Linked DNA regions of Homo sapiens: all the other regions are linked to region 3. Evidence: chromatin contacts called from ENCODE Hi-C or POLR2A ChIA-PET data. All regions are on one chromosome and are shown on one strand. The core of a region is the stretch at or near the end of the contact, and the rest is flanking DNA. Distances in the headings are between cores, read along the strand shown. Region 1 overlaps LOC101927548 (a long non-coding RNA gene). Region 2 has its middle 87 kb from the start of CTAGE1. Region 3 has its middle 16 kb from the start of CTAGE1.

What was found. Hi-C counts contacts between places; a loop is a spot of excess contacts on that map. ChIA-PET counts read pairs that join two places held with the same protein, here RNA polymerase II (POLR2A). Pooled maps may share reads with other maps.
Region 1: a map of IMR-90 shows a loop between it and region 3 (2.2-fold over the local background). The contact joins two enhancer-like sites. A Hi-C loop is called at or near these places in 1 of 168 maps with a recorded cell type or tissue (IMR-90). POLR2A ChIA-PET finds 5 or more read pairs at or near these places in 1 of 52 experiments (activated CD4-positive, alpha-beta T cell).
Region 2: a loop to region 3 is called in a map of heart right ventricle, with 2.1 times the contacts of the local background. The contact joins two enhancer-like sites. A Hi-C loop is called at or near these places in 7 of 168 maps with a recorded cell type or tissue (Caco-2, HCT116, PC-3 and 4 more), 1 of 37 single-sample maps with no recorded cell type and 1 of 50 pooled maps.

What each region holds. Positions count from the first base shown.
Region 1 is chr18:22,312,474-22,317,441 of GRCh38, reverse strand. All of the region lies in intron 1 of LOC101927548 (a long non-coding RNA gene), which reads left to right. Among named protein-coding and RNA genes, the nearest start is that of CTAGE1, 100 kb to the left of the region's middle. Within about 2 kb of position 3,246, at least 4 of the 41 ENCODE cell types and tissues checked have a DNase peak (open chromatin) inside an H3K27ac peak, as active enhancers do.
Region 2 is chr18:22,503,077-22,507,402 of GRCh38, reverse strand. No RefSeq gene overlaps it. Among named protein-coding and RNA genes, the nearest start is that of CTAGE1, 87 kb to the right of the region's middle. Within about 2 kb of position 2,567, at least 9 of the 41 ENCODE cell types and tissues checked have a DNase peak (open chromatin) inside an H3K27ac peak, as active enhancers do; they include heart right ventricle and left ventricle myocardium inferior, where a contact is called at or near this core.
Region 3 is chr18:22,431,366-22,436,128 of GRCh38, reverse strand. No RefSeq gene overlaps it. Among named protein-coding and RNA genes, the nearest start is that of CTAGE1, 16 kb to the right of the region's middle. Within about 2 kb of position 3,373, at least 11 of the 41 ENCODE cell types and tissues checked have a DNase peak (open chromatin) inside an H3K27ac peak, as active enhancers do; they include heart right ventricle and left ventricle myocardium inferior, where a contact is called at or near this core.

The sequences.
Region 1 (4,968 bases), core at 1,997-4,496, 120 kb after region 3:
TCTGTGTATAAAGAGCTTAGCCCAGTGCCTGGCACATACTAATTTCCAATATGCTGTTATTATAACGGTTATTGTTACTATTACAATAATAGTATTAGTTTTCTATTGCTGTATAAAAAATTACCACAAATTTAGTGGCTTAAACAACATGCATTTTTCATCTCACAGTTTCTAGAGGCCGGGTGTCCCAGCACAGCTGAGCTGGGTGCTGGTAATTCAGTTCTGGCGTTATCTATCTTGATGGTAACATCAGACCTCACAAGGCTGCAATCAAGGTGTTGGCTGGCTTGCATTCCTTCTGGAGCTGAGCAGCCTTTTCCAGGCTTATGTGATCGTTAGCAGAATTCAGTTCCTTGTTGTTGTAGGACTGACTGAAGGCTCCTAGCTTCTAACTGGATGTTGGCTAGAGGCCACCTTCGGGTCCTAGAGGTCCCTGAGGGGGCCAGCCATGTGGCCTTCTCTGAAAGAAGCTCACGTCAGAGCAACTGGCTTCTTCAAGGCCAGCAGGAGAATTTCTCCCTCCAGTCTAAGACGGAGTCTGATAGTCATAATCACAGGAATGATGTCGCAGCGGCTTTGCCATAGTCTATTGTCAGATGCAAGTCATAGGTCTCACCAAGCTCGAGAGGAGGGAGTTACACAGGTTGGGCCACTGCGAGCCACCTTAGGATGTGACCAGCACACATTCCTTGGCTTCAATTTTTATTTTCTTTCCCACTTACCTTAATTTCCTTTTCATCTCCGAAGGGTACCCTCACCCATTTCATCCTCACCTTCATAGCCACAACAAAGCATTTTCTTACTATACCAGTAAAATGATCAGATTCATTCTATTTCCCAGATTTGTAGAAAGGTTGGGGGGTGGGGTAAGCACACTCGCTGTTGCTCTACCCTCTCTCGCAACACTTCTGATGCCAATTCTGAAGAAAGATACTCTGTTTCTCTCCTACTGTGCTTGCATCACAGCCCAGAACACTTCTGTGACCAGACACAGAGGGGATTTTCCCCACACACCATGCAGTTCTCCAGCAAACACCAACTGGGTATACTATACATCAATTCAATCCTGACATTATCTATCTGGAGTTAGCATTAGATCCCATAGGTTGGGTGTTAGGGAACTCTTTGCCAGGAACTGGGGACAAAGACCAAATGTCTTTCATATTACACCGCAGTAAGGATCCAAACCAAGTCCTCTCTTTTTCTTTCCATTTTATAAGACCATAGTTTATTCATTTTTCTTTCTTTTTTCTTTCTTTCTCTCTCTCTCTCTCTTTCTTTCTTTCTCTCTCTCTCTTTCTTTCTTTCTTTCTTTCTCTTTCTCTCTCTCTCTTTCTTTCTTTCTTTCTCCTTTTTATTTTCAGAGTCTCACTCACTCTGTCACCCAGGCTGGAGTGCAGTGGCATGATCTCCACTCACTGCAACCTCCATCTCCTGGGTTCAAGTGTTTCTCTTGCCTCAGCCTCCTGAGTAGCTGGGATTACAGGCGCCCACCACTACACCTGGCTAATTTTTGTATTTTAATAGAGTTGGGGTTTCACCATGTTGGTCAGGCTGGTCTCGAACTCCTGACCTCAAGTGATCTGCCCACCTCGGCCTCCCAAAGTGCTCGGATTACAAGCTTAAGCCACCATGCCAGGCCAGTTTATTCATTTTTAAACCACTGTATTGATATGTAATTTACATACCATAACATTCAAAGTGTATAAGTCAAAGCACATTTACAGAGTTATACAACCATCACCATAACATAATTTTAGAACATTTCATCACCCCAAAAAGAAACTTCATACTCTTTAGCAGTCACCCCCATTTCTCTTGTCTCCCTCAGCCCTAGGCAACAACTAACGTATTTTCTATCTCTATAGATTAGACTATTCTAGACATTTGACATGAGTGGAACCGTACAATATGGGATCCTTTGTGACTGGCTTCCTTCACTTAGCATAATGTTTCTGAGGTTTACCCACACTGCAGTATAAACAGTATTATTGTGCCCATGGAGGAAGTTTAGTATACTATAGACAAAACAGCTGGAAAATGAAAGATTTCAACTTATCAAAATAGGGTTAGAAATAAACATCTTTATTTGCTTTTTCACCTCACAATTTTTTATGAGAACGTACTATACCAAAGGCCCTGGAAAGATGATAAGACAGGTAAAATTGAGTTACTCTGATAAAGAAAACCGACAAATACACAACGCTTTACCCTATAGGTCTGACTTGTTCTTCAACACACATAAACATCATAGAATCATATAAGGTGAAATTCAGGGTAAATTTTCTGTTATTTTTCGTTTTCTTTTTTTTTTTTTTTGAGACAGAATCTCACTCTGCCACGGTGCTATCACAGCTCACCGCAGCCTCACCATTCTGGACTCAGGCAATCCTCCCACCTCTGCCTCCCAAGTAGCTGGGACTACAGGAACGTGCCACCTCACCCAGCTATTATTTAAATTTTTTGTAAAGACAAGGTTTCATCATGTCACCCAGGCTGGTCTCGAACTCCTGGACTCAAGCAATCAGCCCGCCTTGGCCTCCCAAAGTGCTGAGATTACAGGCCCCTGGCCACAGTAAATTTTCAACTCACTAGAATAAACAGAATCCAAAAGTAGTTTCTCTGAGAGGTGAATTGTATTTTAGGGGAAAAAAATAATGTTAACCAATACTTTCTGCTTTGAGTTACATTGAAGCTTGATGATTTTTATTTTTTTAATGGGGCAGGGGTTGTTTGGAAGATGTCACATCTTGGGAGTGTGCCTGAGAGGCCTGGCTTGCATGTTGTGTCAAAGAAATCGGGGCAGGGCCGGCATTTCTGTGGGGGCTGGTGCTGCCTGCCTTGACATCAGCCCTAGTCATCTCATTCTGCAGTGATGTGGTCATGGATGTATGTGCTCCAAGCCTGGAGGAATTTCACTGTGCTGTAACAGTTTTTCATTTACTGGAGGTCAGGGTTTGAATATCGAAAACACTTCTGATTTAGACAAGTTGAGGAATGATGAGACTAAAAGGTTTCTGTCAGCAAGAACTAACCTCTATGTGGGAACCCAGGATGTTGCACTGGAGTCGCTAAAGGGCAAGTTCAAGAATCCTTAAAACGATGAAGTATCTATCAGATCAGCTGAAGAAAACAGTAAAGTAATGAAACATATACCACAAATGTGATATTCGTAGTGTTTCCAAACATTCCTCTGGGAAAAGCAAGATGCTTGCTCAAGATTTTCAGACAGAGCCCCAGGACTTCAAGCTCTGGTCGTGGAGTGAGGCCAGAGTTTCACCATGGGACCAGCCCCTCCCACAGACAGCAGCCCGGGCCTCCTATGACCGGCTGCTACCTTGGAGGAGGATGTCCTTAGAAGCAGGCTGATGGGGGCCTCAAGAAGATATCTCACCCCCAACTCCTTCCCTTCCCTGGCTGCTGATCTGAAATTCCACCATTAGAAATTTATATCTTTGCACCAAAGCAAATGCTCCTAGTAAAAAAACAAACAAACAAACAAACAAAACACGCATCTTTTATCAGCCATTTACACCTCAGTGCAAATGTGTTTATCAGAGCCTTTGCCAAAGAGTCTTTTTTTTAGAAGGGAGGAGATGAAAAGAGCTAAGCACAAAAAAATGCCCAAGGATGAAGAAGTTACCAAAAGCCACAGAAGGGCAGAAAAGGAAGACAGGATGCACCAAAGATAAATAAACTTGGCCTCTTCCCATGGGTGCCAACTTGAGAGGATGAAGAGCTGACTCAAACTTATAGTAATCAAAAAGGGGAAAAAGGGATGCAAGGTAATTGCTGTGATATGGGGGAACTCAGAACTGTGCCTCCGACCATAAAGAGGAGGGAATAGGACCTGGACGATGGTTTATAAGCAGTGTCCATCCTCTCTCCAAGGGGCAATCCCATGAAGAACAACAGTAATGTGGGGGATTTGCCTGTGCTGCCCAAAACAAGGAAGAGGAAGCAAACACCTGTCTTACCAATCACTGGAATTCCTTTGTTTCACTTTAGCACACCACCAGGAGCCTAAATTCTACTTAATCGTGCACAGACTTTCTGCAGTTAAAGAAAGTAAGCAATGTTTGTCTAAAAAAATGTGATCTTGGGGGAAAAGAGGCCGTGACCCAGGACTCACACTGAGTTCCTGTTTCAGACCTATTAACAGGATGACCCCCAAACCTGGCAAGATGATGATTTGTTTATATAACGTGAAGATTTCAAAACACTACCAATGATTACAGCTCAGAGCTGTCTGATTCCATGGGAAATCAGGGAACCCCAAGAGAAGTCATCGAAGAATTAATCAGCTGCTTTCAGAAAATCCTCTTGGTTTCCTCTAGTTGACATGGTTCCTGAAAACCATCATGCCTGTTTGAGGAGCTGAAATTACCTACACTTAGTGTCAGTTTAGGTTACTGGTGACAAACCTACACATAGTTGGACGGCCTATGTACAGACCAACAGCACTTTGGGGGATCTATCTACCATTGACAAGGTACTGATCACTAATGAAGGGCAAGTTAAGGGATACTCTTTAACATTCTGTTTTTTTTTTTATTTCAATAGTTTTTGAGGTACAGGTGGTTTTTGGTTATATGGATAAGTTCTCTAGTGGTGATTTCTGAGATTTTAGAGCACCCATCACCTGAACAGTGTACACTGTACCCGATACATGGTCTTTTATCTCTCACCCCTACCAACTTTCCCTGGCCCCGTCCCCAAAGTCCATTACATCATTCTTAGGCCTTTGCATCTTCATAGCTTAGCTCCCACTTATAAGTGAGAACATAGGATATTTGGTTTCCCATTCCTGACTTACTTTACTCAAAATAATAGCCTCCAGCTCCATCCAAGTTGCTGCAAAAGACATTATTTCATTTCTTTTTATGGCTGAGTAGTATTCCATGGTGTATATATACCACATTTTCTTCATCCACTCATTGATCGATGGGCACTTAGGTTGGTTCCATA
Region 2 (4,326 bases), core at 1,318-3,817, 72 kb before region 3:
TCCTAAAAAAACAGATTACCAAAAATGATCAAGAAAACATAGAAAATCTGAATAGATCTATAATAAGAGATTGAATTAGTAATTTCAATTCCTCATTAAGAAAGCCTGCTCCTTTCTGGTGATTCTTTCCTTAGTCTTACTAGTTTCTTCACACAGATGCATAGATTAGCACTCAACAGAAGACTCAAGGGAAATCCTCTTCAGCTCTCTGAGACTCTCTCTCTCGGTGAAGCTCTCTCCTCTCTGGTGCTCTATTCTGAGAATTCTTGCCTCTTGAACTCTGAACTCTGTTTCCTCAACTCAGGGAGACCTCCAGGTTATGCATGGGCTGCTTCTGCTTGTGCTGTGACCTTGACATACTCTCTAGACAGTGAGCTGGGGCATTCGTAGTGCTCACATCATTTGTTTACTTTTTCTCATGGATCATTCTCCTTTGCCACCTCTTGTTCAATATCTAAAACTGTTATTTCATGTATTTTGTTCAGTTTTATAAGTTGTTTAGGGTGGGAGGTAAATTTTGGTTCTCATTTCTCTGTAATGGTTGGAAATGGAAGTCTTCAATGACATTATTTTCATTATAAAATGAGCAAACTTGCTGGGCGCGGTGGCTCATGCCTGTCATCCCAGCACTTTGGGAGGCCAAGGCAGGTGGATCACAAGGTCAGGAGATCTAGACCATCCTGGCTAACACAGTGAAACCCTGTCTCTATTAAAAATACAGAAAATTAGCTGGGTGTGGTGGCGGGTGCCTGTAGTCCCAGCTGCTTGGGAGGCTGAGGCAGGAGAATGGTGTGAACCCGGGAGGCAGAGCTTGCAGTGAGCCAAGATCACGCCAGTGCACTCCAGCCCGGGCGACAGTGCAAGACTCTGTCTCAAAAAAAGAAAAAAAAGAAAAAAAATGAGCAAACTTATTTAAGAAAATTTGGAAATTACTTAACACATAAGGAAATAAAAGCAAAATGCCCATTGATCATTCACCAAACACATGATATGTTTGTCTATTTCTTTCATGTATTGTGTTTCCTATAATTAGCTTGCTTTAATTTTTTTCAAAAATGAATATATGAATATGGTATTTAAAATACAATTTTAATACTTAAATTTTATTTAATTAAAAGTGATTTCATGATCACTTTCCTGTGTTCTTCCTTAGCATCATTTATAAAGCCTGCACAATACTCCAACATGTAGACGTGTGTGGTAGATTACTTAACCTTTTATTTACAAATAGACATTTAACTAGTTCCCACATTTTGTTACTATAATTGATAAATATTTTTACATAGGGATTTTTGTTTAAGATGAATGATTTACTTATGTTATATTAGAAGTAGTCAATATAAGTATTTTAAGGTATTCAATTCATTTTGCCAGATTGATTTCCAAAGGGCTGTATCAATTTAAAATATTTTATTCACCACTCCAAATACAATTATAAAGTACTTATTCTCTACCACTCACTGTGCCAGGTTCTGGTGATGTAAGATGATCAATACCCTAACTCTGAGTTCTACGAGTTTATAGCCTTTTAGTTGTAGAGACAAACATGTAAATAGATGAGTGCTACAAAGCATTATGGGCACTCTACAGACATGTGAACGGGACACAGTGGGTTACGTAGGGCAAATAAATGTGTCTATTTCATCTAGTATGGAATCTGATGAACAGTAGCGATTTAATCAAAAGTTGTTGAAAAAGGCACAGAGAGAGAACAAGCAGTTAAAGGAGTGACTATTCAATCCATTTAGTGACTTGTTTGGGAAAAGTATCTTAGAGGAACCTGTGATTTGTAATTAGCATATCATTTATTCTTTCATATATTCATTTTACATGTACTTTTGGCAGTGTGTCAGGGACTGTGCTAAGTGCTAAGGACATCATTGCTACTGTTACTGTGGAATTTGCTGCCTGGAAAGGAAGACAGAAAATAAACAAGCAATTAAAATAATGGAGGACACAGGATAGTATAATAGAAGTGAGTCACTTAGTGCAGGGGTCAGTAGAGGCTTTCCACAGGGCATGACAGTTAAGGCATGACTTGAAGGATAAATAAAAGTTAGTTAGAAAAAAAGGGGAAAAGACAGAAAAGTGAAAAATGGTTCCAGGCAGAAGCAATCACATCACTCATCTATATGCAAATAAATGTTTGTCTTATGTTTGAGTTGCTTAGAGATAGTTTATTTGCTTACATACTTTTCACATCCTCCCACCCAGCAATGTGGTTTACACGGTTCTTGGCTTTCTAAACCTTTTCTTTTATGAATAGCACAAAAGTAAACTTCTCCCTAGATCTGATCCAGATTCAAGTTTAATGGGGTCCTAATCCAGAGTTTAAATATGCTGCTTTCGAAACCACCCCATTTGATAAGCAACGCTGCATCCTTTCTGTAGTTGAGGAAACTGAGCTATGAGCTGCAACAGAGGTAGAGCTTTGTTGGGACTGAGGCCTTGCCCCTTACTGGATGGAGGACCTGGGGGGAACCACTTCCCTTCTCCAGGCTTCCACCTCTGCATCTGTAAAAGGGTGTTCCTAATACCTCCCAGGATGACTACATGAGTGACTCAGATAATAAATGTCAAGTCCCTAGTTCAGACTAGCAGTTTGCAATCCTGAGTTCTTTTCCTTGTCCTAAAGGGCCCAGGCACGAAAGCATCAATTTTACTTATTTGTTTTCCTGGGCCCCCTCTTCTAGTTAGCTGTGCCTTTTTGATGCTGTTTGATCATTCTGTCATTCATCTAATATGCTTTGAGTGCCTACTGTGTGCTAGGCAATGTCATTAGGTCCATCTCCCAACTCAGCCTCTCCTGAGAATTGACTACTTGTGATAGCTGAGGGCTCAGAAATCAAAGAGCTAAGCATGCTGTACACAAGGCTGGTGTGAACATCTCTGAGTGAGGACTGGCAAGGCCTGCCCTGCCTTGGAAAGTACTTGGCTGTGTGACTGCCCTTTACACTGCTCTGAGCACTGTCCCCAGACTGCTGGGTTCTCACTTGTCATATCCAACTTACCATAAGACCCTGGAGACATGTGAAGCCTTGCTCTCTGCACAGATGGTGGGGCCATACCAGGAGTGCTCTTGAATAAAACAGGACAAGGACCTACCCTGCAGCATTGCCCTAAGAAGACTTGCAAGCAGAAGATGGTGGGAACTGAACTGTCAACCAAAGAGCTGTGGAATCCACTCCTGGGACTGAGCAGACATTTTCCCAGGCTGACTTACACACTATAGCCACTCATCACAACAGAGAGGGATGGCCCACCCAATACCCTGGCCTGGGTCCCCTGTGAGTTCACGCTGTCTTCCGCCTTTGCAGGGAGATTGTAGCACACATCTCTCCAAGGTTACATCATCTCCTGAAGGCAAGGGCCTCTAGTGAGTTTTTGCTGGCTAAGTCCTCAGGGCAGGACTTGGTGTCCTTGATATAAAACATCTGTCTTGGGAGGCACAGTTGGGAAAGAATGAAGGATTTTTCTGGGAGCTCAACTGGCTCACTGAGCAAAGGCCAGGAGACATTTGGTGAAGTAGCGGAAGGCTGTAATATATAAACAAGATGTGAGTGTGCTTTTCAGGAGTGATGCATATCTATGGAAAGAAACCACAGGCCTCCTTTCTCTTCAGGCATGGGAAGAGAAAAGGACCTTTGTAATCTATGTGTGTTTATTTGTTTGACTCAATGGATAAACAGATATCAATATATTGCTATCTATCTATCTATCTATCTATCTATCTATCTATCTATCTATCTGTCTGTCTTGCCCTGGGGTATAAATGAGTATCTATAAATATCAACTTTTTCCCTGTAAAGTTTGCTGTTTGTACAGCATTCACTCTTTGTATAGATAGCTTCCTCCCATCAAACGCCTCAATGCCCTAAAATCAGTTGGGATGTTTTTCCAAAACTGCTGATAGGCTATCTGTATTTCTAAGGAGATGAAGGAGTTATATAATAGACCTTATTCTCTAACAGAAAAAGGAAGAAGCATGGGAATATTCCAACTAACCTGACTGAGGAGCTTGATAGAAACTTAAGGAAACAAGTCAGAGGATAAGAGCTCAGACTGTAAGAGGAAATGTTACTAAAGAATTTAAATGGCAATTCTGTCCTGGCCTCATTAGCTTTTTAAGATACACGATGTTGGGGCTTACCAGCTGGAGAGGACAATAGAGGAACAATATGAGGAAACAGGTGAAAAGGTTCTTCCTACCTCCCTGGACCTCCTGAGATCAGAAAGAAGGAAACAATCTGAAGATGCAGTGGATTTTCTCCCTTAAGCTTCTTTCTTCGTTCTCTTTTGATATTAATCCAGGACAATGGGTAGAGA
Region 3 (4,763 bases), core at 2,124-4,623:
ATGTTCATAATGCATGCTATGTATTTCACAATATGGGCATTATGTAAATAATTAATAGCATGGACTAGAGATAGCATTGATAGGAAGGAGAGAGACAGCATGCAAGAAAGTCTGCTCAAATACGCTAATGAGTAGGATAGAAATATTTCACCAAGCACATCACACATTTTAGGGACTCTTGTTATCAAGCATTGTCTTGTGGGATGGCTGATTTTTCTTCTCAATGACTGCCAGTCCTACAGATACAATTTTGAAGTATTTTATTTGTAAATTTAAAAAGCTGTTTCCACTGTCTATGTGTATGAAAGTCAATGTGGAAAGAAATTGCCCCATGAAATAGGACAATAAAATGCAACTATTTGAACTGCTTAGATGCCAGTCTTTTTCTCAGAAATGTTCTATTCAGGAATACAGTAAGCTTAATTGGCAAGATATTGACTAGCCTATATGTAATTTATCTTTCAACCATTACTCAGTGTTTCCCCAAGTACCCTGTTGTCTACCTAGAGAGGAGCACTGTACTGATGAGCTGGAGCTCAGGTCCCCAAGGATGTCTCCTTTTCCTAATACATATATATTAATTCCCATTAACCTCATTTAGAGTAAGGAGTAATGTGGGCATGAAGAGGAGGCCAGACAGCCAGATGGCTGTGAGTGTCTGTTACGGTATATGAGTAACTCTTCCCACTATTCAGCCTTTATTTAACCAATGAATTCACATGATGAGTAACTCATTTTTGAGGACTGGTTTGCTTTCCTCCAGGATAACTGACAAAGACATGAACTCTCTCATACCCTTTCCTAGAGCTAGAAGTTACGAAAGCTGTGAAAGACACTGAAAAAAGGTAACTCTCCAAGTGAAGGCAGCCATTTACAGAGGGAAAGTGCACCGGAGGAGCATTTGTGAAAGTGCAGTCACCAGCAATAGCCCAGTGAGCTTCCCTCCCAAAACGGAGAGGCCAATGAATCATGGCTGCTCCCTGTCCATCAACACCCCGCCTCACCCCCACCCACTTAGACCTTGGTGGAAATGGCAAGAAAACCAAACAGCTATTTATACATTTCTTTTTGAAGTCCTAAAACTCAGTGGTGGCATCAATTGACTTCTCTCTTCAACTCTCAACCCTTAAGGAATAAAAAAGAGGAATCAGCTGATGGCCATCTCTGAGGCTGACCCAGAGAGTTAAGGAGACTGCTGGCCTCACCTCCTCTGTCTTTAGGTGTTCAGGGAACACAGCTCTAGGGCTTCAGGATTTGCAGTGATTATTTAGGTCCTCTGATTAGAGGCAGGGTTGGAGTCTCTTCAGTAAAATCATCGTGTCCGGCTTCTAGAAAAATTATTATTGCAACCCTTTGAACAAGAAAAAAAACCCCTCTATTTTTAATTTAAACAATAAAGCAAAGAACTTGAAAGTATATCTCAGAGTGGTGTTAAGAAGCCAAGAAGTGTTAAGAAGTGGTGGTGGTGTTAAGAAGCCAAGAAGATGGTGGCCGACTGGGTCAAACGGCACTGTGAGCACAAGGCAGATGCAGGTGGAAAAGTGTGTTTTGTGATCCTGTTGGTATGAATGATTTCTCTCCCAGAAGAGTAGCTTGGTGGATCCATCTTAGGCTGGGGGTTTCCAGGCAAGTACAATGGAGGGAGAGAAACAAGAGAGCTTTGAGGGTGCTTGTGAAGATGGAGCCAACCATTAATTAAGCCATGAATTAATTAAGCCATGAAAGGAAGGATGAGAGAACATGGGGACCTGATGAGTAATAAGAAAATTAGGGAGTTAGTGAAGTGGCCGTCGTGGGTTCATTTAAACCTCAAAATAACCCCACAGTGTTACCGGGGATTAAAGAGATTAACTTGCCCAAGGTCACAAAGCTAATAAAAAGCAGATTGCAGATTTCAACTTGCTTTGTCTGACATGAAATCTAGTGTGTGAGGCACCACTATACATATCCACAGACACTGTAACTTCCCTTCCGCCTCTGGGTAATGTGCCAATTCCAGTCTACCGTAACTGAAACCAGCAGGGGAGAGTTCCAAGTGTGGACTAGGCCGAACTGATCCAACTACAAGACAATCTCCCTTTGGGGTGTCCCGATCCCACTGTGAGGTATGATCCTCTCACCCAGAGCATGTCTACAGAGCATCAAGTAACAGGATGGCTGAGAAAGTCCACATTTTATATGAAGCTTTTCTGTTTTAAAAATCTTTCAGCACTGTGTGTGCATACAATCATTTTTAATTATAGTTTTTAGCTCCTAAAAACTATAATGCATATATATGCTTTGGGATTATAGCCATCTGTTCTAAGTCTCACAATATATTCCAGATATAAAAAATAAAACATAAAACAAAATTTGAAGAAGTCAAGCCAGAGTTTGTAGTTGCATAAAAAGTCTCTTACTTGCTTGATGAATGATAGTGACTTATGGAATTATTTAACATCTTCATCCAGGTGTTTTTTTTTTTCCCATTAATAATAGTATAGCAGCTCAGATAGTTTACCAATCTAAGATCATTTTAATGGTGATGTGTTACTTTTCTCTTGCTTTGGATATTTAAAGCAAGATTTGCAAAGTTGTTTGTTCGTTTGTTTTTGCAGTTCCGTACTTTTTAGTCTTTGGGATGCCCCTCATGAGCAAAGTGTTAAAGGAGAACCCTGTTTCTCTATGTAATTGTAAATGCATAAGCTTGTAGCATCTCAGACTTAGAACCACATTGGAAATCTGGTCGGCGTCCCACGGGGTACAGGAAGCCTCCAGGAGGGGTCCCTGACAGCAGTTACCAGATTCTTCTTAGCCACTTCTGACAACAAACTGCGGAGGCTTAGCCCATCTTTTAACTGCTCTGATTACAGCTCCCAGGGAGGAGACAAACCTTTAAGAGGTCTTCCTAAACCTAAGTGTCCCCCTTGCAGGTCACTTCAGGATATAACTGAATCCAAATTATTAACTAAAGATGTAACGTGTTTTCTCTACTCCCAACCGCTCTCCAAGAAATGTCTTGACTTGCAGCTGCTACCAGAAAGAAAAAGCGAGAACGCCGGTGGCGCCTTCTCACGGACTCTATCAGAGCATGGATAGATTGTGTGCCCTGGGGGGCTGATGTGGACAGGAACACCAGGTTCTCCCTCGTTTGTTCTTTATCTGTACTTACTGCACGTTTTTCTGCCATGGACTTTTTATTATTCTAAATTGTGAGTGAGATAATAGTTGGTTTCTCAAAGTGCAAAGGCTAAACCTACTGATAAACTTCAGCCGCTACCAAAGGATAAACGCCACCCAAACTGCCAAAACAATCATGACCTCACTTCCTGCATGGAGTCTGAATGCTTCACCAGAAACTCAGAGAACCCGGCAGGCAAGGCTCTGGCACGGGTCACAGGCAGAGATCAATGAGTCATCCAAGCCGTTCCTTGGCCAATTCTTTTAAGGAAGGAAGATATGGAGCAAGTTATTTTGCTCCATCTCCCGTATCACTACTTGTGTCTCGGGAGACTTTGCTATCATCAAGCCTTTCAAAGAGATGAGTTTGATTCCCACTGTTCCTACCAGTAAAATTTACTTGTGGGATTTTCTAAAAGTCTGGGCCAAACATCAAACAACTTAGACGTTCCTATCCTCCCCAACGAATGGATTTTCAGGTCTGGTGTGAAAAACCTCCATTTGGGGCCAGGCATGGTGGCCCATGCCTGTAATCCTAGCACTTTGGGAGGCTGTGGCAAGCAGAACACCTGAGTTCAGGAGTTTGAGACCAGCCTGCCCAACATGGCAAAACCCCCGTCTCTACTAAAAATGCAAAAATTAGCTGGGTGTGGTGGTGCATGACTGTAATCCCAGCTACTCAGGGGGTTGAGGAAGCAGAATTGTTTGAACCCAGGAAGCAGAGGTTGCAGTGACCTGAGATCGTACCACTGCACTCCAGCCTGGGAGACAGAGCAAGGCTCCATCAAAAAAAAAAAAAAAAAAGTCCTCCATTTGGGGTGTGGTGGTGCATGCCTGTGGTCCCAGCTACTCCAGAGGCTGAGGTGGGAGGATCACTTGAGCCCAGGCAGTCGAGGCTGCAATGAGGCATGATCACGCCACTGTAATCCAGCCTGGATGACAAAGTGAGACCTTGTCTTAAAACAACAACTGAAAAAACACCTCCATTTGTATAATAGCCAGACCAGAAAAGGATACATTTAATTTGCAATACTAATTAGAGTTTTCTAAGATGAATATTTAAGACTTCCTGAAAGCATTGGCTTGGGAGTTTCTGAAGGTCTGAAAAAAAACCAGTAGCATTTGTGCGATTCTTGAAGTTCTAATGGTCCTAAAACAGATAAAACCGTTCCCAATGCCCGATGGGCTGTCAAATTGCTCCAGGGAAACGGAACAAATATTGTTGGAAGGGCCACGATGGAACAAGTCTTGTTGGTTCTACAGACACAAAGTTACTAAGGCCTTGACCTATCTGTGATTCTCAAACACAGTGGGAAGGACTAAAAGAATGCACAGGATCCGAGGGAAGCCCAGAGGAGAGCCCTGAGCCCAGCCCCGCCTTGGAAAACAGGGTCTGGAAGGGCTTTTCACGGTGGGCACCCTGACTGGGTTTTAGAAGGCAAGTAGGAATTAATGAATCCAGCTACAGTGTAGCAGGATAAAAGGAAATTAGAAATTGAAATGAGAAGGCCTATGTTTAAGACATGATTATTGTTATGTACTGAACGTTTGTGTCCCTCCCTCATCACTCATATGTTGAAGCTCTAACCCCCAATGGGATGAGA